Regions from separate parts of the Homo sapiens genome. Here region 2 is linked to region 1. Evidence: chromatin loops called from intact Hi-C (ENCODE). Cell type or tissue: CD4-positive, alpha-beta T cell. All regions are shown on one strand. Links, peaks and the distances in the headings refer to the core of each region. The heading gives the core; the rest is flanking DNA.

What was found. A loop is a pair of places that touch in the nucleus more often than their neighbours do. Peaks named below come from ENCODE experiments on the same cell type or tissue, not always from the same donor. Only the 100,000 strongest peaks of a DNase experiment are listed, where the experiment ranks them.
Region 2: a loop joins it to region 1, with 1.8 times the contacts of the local background. A loop is called at or near these places in 1 of 110 quality-filtered maps.

The regions. Positions count from the first base shown.
Region 1 is chr5:1,196,981-1,201,351 of GRCh38, forward strand. No RefSeq gene overlaps it. Among named protein-coding and RNA genes, the nearest start is that of SLC6A19, 2.4 kb to the right of the region's middle. In CD4-positive, alpha-beta T cell, for the core only: CTCF peaks have their summits at 1,744 and 2,174; no DNase peak of the experiment used is centred there.
Region 2 is chr5:1,407,325-1,411,695 of GRCh38, forward strand. It overlaps SLC6A3 (solute carrier family 6 member 3), which reads right to left. Exons shown (of 15, transcript NM_001044.5): 9 at 3,919-4,031; 10 at 2,397-2,525; 11 at 1,702-1,801. Among named protein-coding and RNA genes, the nearest start is that of LINC01511, 29 kb to the left of the region's middle. In CD4-positive, alpha-beta T cell, for the core only: no CTCF peak of the experiment used is centred there; a DNase peak (open chromatin) is centred at 2,197; H3K27me3 peaks cover 484 bases.

The DNA.
Region 1 (4,371 bases), core at 372-4,371:
TGTAGGAGTTGGGTACTGTGGCAGTTGGGTACTGCGGGAGTTGGGTACTGCAGGAGTTGGGTACTGTAGGGGTTGGGTACTATTGTAGTTGGGTCCTGTGGGAGTTGGGTTCTGTGGGAGTTGGGTACTGTGGGAGTTGGGGACTGTGGGAGTTGGGTACTGTGGGAGTTGGGTACTGCAGGGGTTGGGTACTGTGGAGGTTGGGTATTGTGGGAGTTGGGTCCTGCGGGAGTTGGGTACTGCGGGAGTTGGGTACGGCAAGGGTTGGGTACTGTGGGGGTTGGATACTGTGGGAGTTGGGTACTGTGGGAGTTGGGTACTGCAGGGGTTAGGTACTGTGGGGATTGGATACTATGGGAGTTGGGTACTGTGGCAGTTGGGTACTGCAGGGGTTGGGTACTGTGGGGGTTGGATACTGTGGGAGTTGTGTTCTGTGGCAGTTGAGTAGTTGGGAGTTGGGTATTGTGGCATTTGTGTACTGTGGGAGTTGTGCACTGTGAGAGTTGGGTACTGTGGGAGTGGGGTACTATGGCAGTTGGGTACTGCAGGGGTTGGGTACTGTGGGGGTTGGATACTGTGGGAGTTGTGTTCTGTGGCAGTTGAGTAGTTGGGAGTTGGGTATTGTGGCATTTGTGTACTGTGGGAGTTGTGCACTGTGAGAGTTGGGTACTGTGGGAGTGGGGTACTATGGGAGTTGGGTACTGCAGGGGTTGGGTACTGCGGGGGTTGGGTACTGAGGGGGTTGGGTACTGCGGGGATTGGGTACTGAGGGGGTTGGGTACTGTGGGAGTTGGGTACCGTGGGGGTTGGATACTGTGGGAGTTGGGTTCTGTGGGAGTTGTGTACTGCAGGAGTTCGGTACTGTGAGAGTTGGGTACTACGCTTTGTTTTACATATACGAATGCTGGGCCTGAGGGCACTAAGAACTATGGGGCCAGTGGCCCAGCAAATGTGGTCCAAGTTGGTTTTGGTTGCTACCCCGCAACCTGGTTGCCTCTGCAGAAGTTTCTAGAGGCACTGGGGAGAGGAGGAAGCCTCAAGGCCACTGGCCCCAGGCACCCTTTAAGTTGGGCCCCAAGGCCCCTGGGAAACTCAGGTGTGTCCAGTGGGGCTTGCAAGGGGCAGGGACCCTCCACACACATCTGGGCTCATGCCTCCAATCGTCTTTGGTGTGGACTCTCCCACAAAGCTCATTCAGAAGACCTGCCCTTAACCATCCCACGCTCATTCTCCCTTGCTGGTCCTTGGGGTCCAGGAGACACGTCCTCCCCATCTGAAGACTGTCCTGTCCCCTCCGCCATTCCTGAGTCCCCACTCCAGGCCTGGGCCAGCCACTGACTCTCTCTCTCTGTCTGTCTCTGTCTCTTTGTGTCACTCTGTCTCTGTTTCTTCCCCCTCTCTGTCTCTGTCTCTTTTTCTCTCTCTGTGTCTCACTGTCTATCTTGCTCTGTCTGTGTCTTTCTCTCTCTCTCCCTGTCTTTCTCTGACTTTCTTTCTCTGACTTTCTTTCTCTGTCTCTCCCTCTCTCTCTCTATCTCTGTCTCTCTCTGTCTGTCTCTGTCTTTCTCTCTCTGTCTCTCCCTATCTCTTTCTTTGTCTCTATCTCTCCCTGTCTCTCTTTCTCTATATCTGTCTTTCTCTCTCTCTTTTTGTCTGTCTCTGTCTCTTTCTCTGTCCGTTTCTGTCTCTCTGACTCTATCTCTGTCTCTCTCTGTCTCTGTCTATCCCTGTCTCTCTTTCTCTGTCTTTCTCTCTCTGTCTCTCCCTATCTCTGTCTCTCCTTGTCTCTCTCTGTTTCTGTCTTTCTCTCTCTCTGTCTCTGTATCTCTCTGTCTCCCCCATCTCTCTCTCTCTGTCTCTGTCTTTCTCTGTCTCTATCTCTCTGTCTTTGTCTATCCCTATCTCTCTCTGTCTCTGTCTCTCTCTGTCTTTCTCTCTCTTCCTGTCTCTCTGTCTTTCTCTCTCTTCCTGTCTCTCTGTCTCTGTCTCTCTGTCTCTGTCTCCCCATCTCTCTCTTTTTCTGTCTCTGTCTCTCCATCTCTGTCTCTCCCTGTCTCTCTTTCTCTGTCTGTCTCTGTCTTTCTCTATCTCTCTGTCTCTCTCTGTCTTTCTCTCTGTGTCTCTCCTTGGCTCTCTTTCTCTGTCTTTCTCTCTCTCTCTGTCTCTCCCTCTCTCTGTCTCTGTCTCTCCCTCTCTCCTTCTCTGCCTCTATCTCTCTGTTTCTCTTTCTCTGTACTTTCTCTCTCTCTGTCTCTCCCTTTCTCTCTATCTCTGTCTCTCCTTGTCTCTCTTCCTCTGTCTGTCTCTGTCTTTCTCTCTCTCTGGCTCTCCCTGTCTCTTTCTTTGTCTCTTTCTCTGTCTCTATCTCTCTGTTTCTCTCTGTCTCTGTCTATGTCTGTCTCTCTCTTTATCTCTGTCTCTCCCTGTCTCTGTGTCTCTGTCTCTCCCTCTCTCTTTCTCTGTCTTTCTCTTTCTCTCTGTCTCTGTCTCCCCATCTCTCTTTTTCCCTGTTTCTGTCTCTGTGTCTTTCTCTCTCTGTCTCCATCTCTCTCTGTCTCTCTGTCTCTGTCTTTGTCTCTCTCTCTGTCTCTGTCTCTCCCTCTCTCTGTCCCTGTCTTTCTCTGTCTGTCTTTCTCTCTGTCTCTCTCTTTTTTCTCTGTCTCTCTCTCTCTCCCTGTCTCTCTTTGTCTGTCTCTCCCTGTCTCTGTCTCTGCCTTTCTCTCTCTGTCTTTCCCTCTCTCTGTCTCTGTTCCTGTTTCTCTTTCTCTGTCTCTGTCTCTCCTCGTCTCTGTCTCTACCTCTCTCTGTCTTTGTCCCTGTCTCTGTTTCTGTCTTTGTGCCTGTCTCTCTTTCTCTGTCTCTCCTTGTTTCTGTCTCTCCCTGTCTCTCTTTCTCTGTCTCTGTCTTTCTCTCTCTGTCTTCCCAAGTCCCCACCCTTCCCTCCAATCTGCGCTGTGCTCGGAAGCCAGGAGTCCTTAAATGCAAACGTGATCTCTTCCTTCTGGCCTCCCTTTCTGAGTTCCTGTGTCCTAGGGGCAAAGGTCAGGCGCCTAAACTCGCTCATCTCTGAGTGACGCCCCCAGCGCCTTCATCTCCATTACTCAGCGAATGTCGATGAGCCCTGTGCAGGGTGGAGGTGGGGGCGGGGGCGGCTCTGGGTCCTTATCGCCCAGCGGTGCAGACTGAGATAAAGGAACCAGGAGGCTAGGGAGAAAGTCCCATGCCTGCCGGGAAGGCCCCGGCTATGGAAGGAGCCATGTGGGCAGTGGGGGCAGGGGGCCAGCGAGGGCCCCCAGGGAGGTGAGCCCAGAGGCTGAAGGAGGCAACGGGAGGAAGGCCTGGGGAGGCGCAGGGTGTGGCACCGTCCCTGGCCTCAGGAAGGCTGGTCCGGGATTCCAGAGCTTGAGGTCTCCTAGATGGGAGAGACGTGAGGGGAGGCCCAAGTGGGGGCCCAAACGGGCAGCGCCCGACAGAGGATGGCCTCCAACTCCCTGTGCGGAAAACCAGGAGAGAATCCCACTCTGGCTTTGGAGACACAACCCCCAGGATCCTCTCCTGAACTCCCCGCAACGTTCCTCCTGCCCCTCCTGGACCCCGTGGTCAGCCCTGTGGCTTCCCTGCACGGCCTCTTTGCTGGGGAGCAGGAACACCATCTCCTTCGCTGTCCCATGCCCGGCACAGGACTGCCCCCCACAAAGTGCTCCACAGAAGGACAGAAACCGTGCAGTCACCGGGAAGGTGGGGATCTGGGGTGGCTGCAGGTTCCATGACACAGGACCCTCCATCCCCCGTGACCCCAGAGGGCCCTTGGGGACGAGGCTGCCCTAGAGGGTGGCTCTGGGTCCTGAACCTATGGCCGGGAGCTGAACTCCTCCTGCTCGATGTTCTCCAGCTCAGCCAGGGATGGGATCCGGGCATCCAGGCTGGGGTTGGGCAGCGTGAGCTGTTCATTATGAAGTTCATTACGAACCCCAGAATGAAACTGTGGCCCAGGGGGCACAGCCACGGGAACCCCACTCTCAGGTTGATTCAGGCCACATCCCAAGGAGCCGTGGTTCCGTGGGGACTGGTGGGAAGCCGGGCCCCCGAGCAGCCGTCTAGAGCCCAGAGCCAGGCTGGAGGGGTCCAGGGCCTCGCTGTGCTTGGTGTGAGCAGACCAAGAGCTGCCCCAGGGCCCCTGCTCCCGCTGAGTTCCCTCTCCCTGGACTGGGGTGGGGGCCGGGGATGCCTGTGCTCCAGGGAGCTGTGGAGAGGCCCACCCGGCGTCCTGCAGGTGGGGGTGTGCGGCAGCCAGGGGCTCCCAGACCGGGGCAGAGCCAGCATCCTGTTTGCCTTGGTTCTTTCTCCCCGGGGTGCACCGGCGTTTGTACG
Region 2 (4,371 bases), core at 264-4,263, 210 kb after region 1:
ACATGAGAGATGGACGTGGGAGGCAGCGGGGATGCAGAGAGGTGAGGCCGGAAGAAGCCAAGAGGGGCGTCCCCAAGGCCCCTCGGCCCCCAGACCCTGCCTCCCACCAGCAGGTCCCAGGGCCCCTGCCGGAGCAGGAGTCATCAGCTCCAAGACCTACAGGACCGCAGCGTGCTGGAAGCCCGGCGTATTCCGGCACATCTTATTAGAGCACAGGTTTTGTTTCATTTAGATGAGAGGGGCGTGGATTTCTCTTTGGAAAAATAACACAGATCTCGGTCTTCTGAGGTGCAGGTCGCCAGGGCCGGCTTCTCCCCATCTCCCGTGGTTCCGGAGGCCATGGCAATTCAAGGCACTTTCTCCCTTCCTCTGTGAAGGTCTATGTTTTGTTCAGGGAAGATGACAATGAAAGTGATAGACAAAGTATTGATTCCAGACACCCGTGAAAGTACGAGGTTGATATTTCCGTTTTCTGTAGAGCAACACTGAAAACAATGTTCTCAGAATAGGAGCTATTTGTCCTATTTGTCTCAAAGTCAGGGCGTTTATCTGGCTATAAATTCCATGGCTCTGAGGCAGAGAAAATGACCCCCTTGTTTGCAGGTGAGCTGGGCGTCCTCCAAAACCGGGGCTCACGCAGCACCACAGACATTCAGCTTTCAGCCGGATCCACACATTTTTTTTTTTCTTTTTTGAGACGGAGTCTCACTCTGTTGCCCAGGCTGGAGTGCAGTGGTGCAATCTCGGGTGACTGCAACCTCCGCCTTCCGGGTTCAAGCTGAATCATATTCCATCGTAAGTATACCATCAGTGTCTTCAGAAAATCTACAGCCTCCTGACTAGCTGGGATTATAGCCTTGTGCCACCACACCCGGCTAATTTTTTTTTTTTTTTTTTTTAGTAAAGATGGGGTTTTACCATGTTGGCCAGGATGGTCTTGATCTCTTGATCTCGTGATCTGCCCACCTCGGCCTCCCAAAGTGCTGGGATTACAGGCGTGAGTCACCGCGCCCGGACCACACATTCATGGCGAGATGCCCTGGCTCGGCCTCGCCACTTCCCTGGAAGTGAGCTGGCCAGGTAAGCGGAGCTGGCACTCCTGCCCATTTTACAGAAGAGAGAACTAAGGGGAGTCGAGGTGACTTGGCCAGGTCAGCATGTGGGGAAAGGGCAGCCCTGGCTCCAGGCTGGGTTTTCTGTTGCTGTTTAAACCACTGGTGGAAGTCCCAGGACACAGCTGGGGCAGCACAATGGGCCAGGAGCTGCACCCCGTTCGAGCGCCGCCCGCTGATCATCAGGTCCCGACTGCTCTGGAGCTCTGGTCAGCAGGGAAGGCGATGACGGCACCTTTGAAAGGCACCATGTCACATCCCTGCTGAAACCCCAGCATGGATCTGATTGTGTTCCCCTGGGTGGGATGGGCTCACCGGTGCCTCTAGCGTGGAGGAGGCAGAAGACGCCCAGCCGCTGTGAACACCTCTGACCACAGTGTGCCTCTTCTGGCTGCCATCCAAGCTAAGCACCTCACTGATCCCATCAAAGGGACCAGTGCCAAGCCTCTCCCCTCTGCGGAGCTGTGATGACCACAACCCAGGCTTCCTGCAGCTGAAAGGTGTTTCCTCACGGAGCCTTTTTCAGAAGGGGAGTGGCACAGCCACCAAACAAGAGGGTGCCGGCTTGGCTGCCTTCCCCCGGACTCACCATAGAACCAGGCCACTCCGATGGCTTCGATGAGCACTCCAAAGAGGATGGACGTGCCGGCTGCAAAATGGTCCAGGAGCGTGAAGACGTAGATGCCACCCTGGAAGAGAGGGGAGCCTGTGGACCTACAGAAGGGCTTTCCCCAGAGGTAAACCCAGCCTGGGGATTCACTGTGCACACAAATTGTTTCACTCACTGCAAAACTCTGGTTTGAGTCCCTAAAATTCAACCCACATGCAGCTTCTTAGGGCCACGTGTATTACAAAAAATAAAAATAAAAATGACCTCTCCTTTCCCTTCCTAGGGCTTCATGTGCAATTAGAAATGGAAGCAACCGAATGCGGAACTTGGCAGTGCCTCCCTTGGAGAGGGAGTGGCCTGGGCTCCCCCTCCCACATAGATAGGCTCTGCCACCACACCCCCAGCGTCCCCCAGTCCCCAAACCCTAGAAGGAGGCAGCTTCAGCCTGGGGTGCTTCTGGGGGAGCTGTCCAGGTGCTGAAGTGACTCTGGGACCAAGCTCTGGATGTGCAGTTACCCTGTGCACTGCTACGAGTCATTTTCTGGGGTGGGTGGGTTCGCAGCTCCCTGGAAGTGCTGCGGTTCTGTCTGGCCTGACAGTCCCAGCCAGGGCGCCCCGTGCCACGTGCTAAGGAGACATGACCAGGAGAAGGCGAAGCCGGCGATGGTACGTACGTTGGTGACGCAGAACAGGGACAGGAGGAAGGTCGCCAGGACGATGAAGAGCGTGAAGAGCTCACGGTGTCTGTGCAGCAGCTGGAACTCATCGATGAGCCCGGTGATCACTGACTCCATACCACCCATCTGCACACAGAGCACAGGGTCGGGCTGCAGGCTGGCGGCGCTCCTGACCGCAGCCTGGGCCAAGACCTACTTGTCACCCAGTGGACGCACACCCGGGGATGGACACGGAACAGGGGCCACATGGCCGTCCAGGGTGCAGGATGCCTGGTAGTGAGGACAGCTGTTGGCGAGGGCTTCTATGGCGGCACGACCGCAGGAGAGAGGACCCAGAGGGACCACTGTATCCACGGTAGGGGGTTTGCAGCCTCTTCGATGTCTCTGGGTGGGTAAGATGCGGCATGGCTAAAACAATGCCACCCTGTCCACTGCTGCTGCACGGGCTCAGCTTGGCCAGATTTTCCTGAGCAAGATGCGTCCCCCACACAAAGCTTTCAGCTGCACCTGGCCTTGTCATTGGCTACGCCTTCCCGACGGAGCCTCCTGACTCCTGGCATCCTCCTGTGGGACACCGTCCAGGCACCTGACTCCTGCTTAGTGACCTTCTTCACCTTGCTCGGTCCAGACCCCTCTTCATGCTCTCATGTCAGGAACATGAGGCCTGTGGTCAACCCAGGAGCCGTGGACGAGGTGGATAGGATATGAGTGGGGGGCCGGGTGCATGACCAGCGTTTATAAGGCAAGGGATTCTGGGTTCTTTGGTCCCAAGCAGCTGACAGGGAAGAAGGAGCCTGAGAAAGTCCAGCAGGCCCAGGGCCGATCAAGGGCTGGACCCGCCACCCCCAGCAGCTGGAGGTGCAGGGGCCACACACAAAGCATTCAGGGCCAGGCCTGGGATTGGTAGGTGCCAGGAACTTCTGTTGCCCTCCTCATTCCTCATGGGGTAGCTGAGGCTTCCAGGGAAAGCCACGAGATATGAAGGACCTGCTGTGTGCCCTCCAAGGCCCCACCACTCTGGTGTCCGGAGCCAAGTCTTTGGTGGCTGGGGCCCTGCTACACGTGCATGCATGTCTGTGTGTATGTGTGTGTGCATGCGTGTGTGCATGTGTGTGTTCGTGTGTGTTCATGTATGTGTGCGTGTGTGCATGTGTGTATGTGTGTGCATGCATGTGCATGGTGGTGTGAATGTGTGTGTTCGTGTATGTGTGTATGTGTGTGCGTGTATGTGTGTGTGTGCATGTGTGTGCACATTTCCAGGATCTGTAGGTGGCTCAGGGCAGGGCACACAGGTACCCCAGAGTAGGGGGATAAAGGGAAAGGTAAACTCCAGTCACCACTCACTCCAGCCCCGAGAAAGGTCTCCCAAATAATCACGGGGCTCGCCCAAGTCAAGGACAGGAGGTCTGGGGGCCGTACGTGAGCCCAGGGATCTTGCCTAGCCCTGGGAGGGCAGGGCCCCCTCGGGTGGAAGGAACCCAACTGCCGAGGACAGGGCCGGGCGGTGCGGGTTACTCACGGCGCTGTCGATACCCAGGGTGAGCAGCATGATGAAGAAGACCACGGCCCAGGCTGAGGACAGAGGGAGCGTGGCGATGGCTTCCGGGTAGATGATGAAGATCAGCCCTGGCCCTGAAACAGAACCCGCCCTGCTTGCCACAGAGCCCACGCTGTGCTCTCCCGCCCATCCTGCCCCACCCCGCCCCGAGAAGCATGGCCTGCCACAGGCCTGTAGAGACTAGGGCTGGTGCGGCTCTGCTGAAAAGCCCCCTTCTATATGTCCAGCAGACCAGGCCTGGGACTCAGGAAAGCGGAAACCCAGAACTGATCAGAGGGCTTTGGTTCATGCCCACCACCCAGCAATGGGGCTCCTCCAAATTACCTGGGTCCTTTTGGGCTATGGGGGTGCTTGGGGAAGGAAGGGGCAGAAACAAGGAGGAGCAGGAGGGGCTTCCAGGCTGGTCCTGCCCTT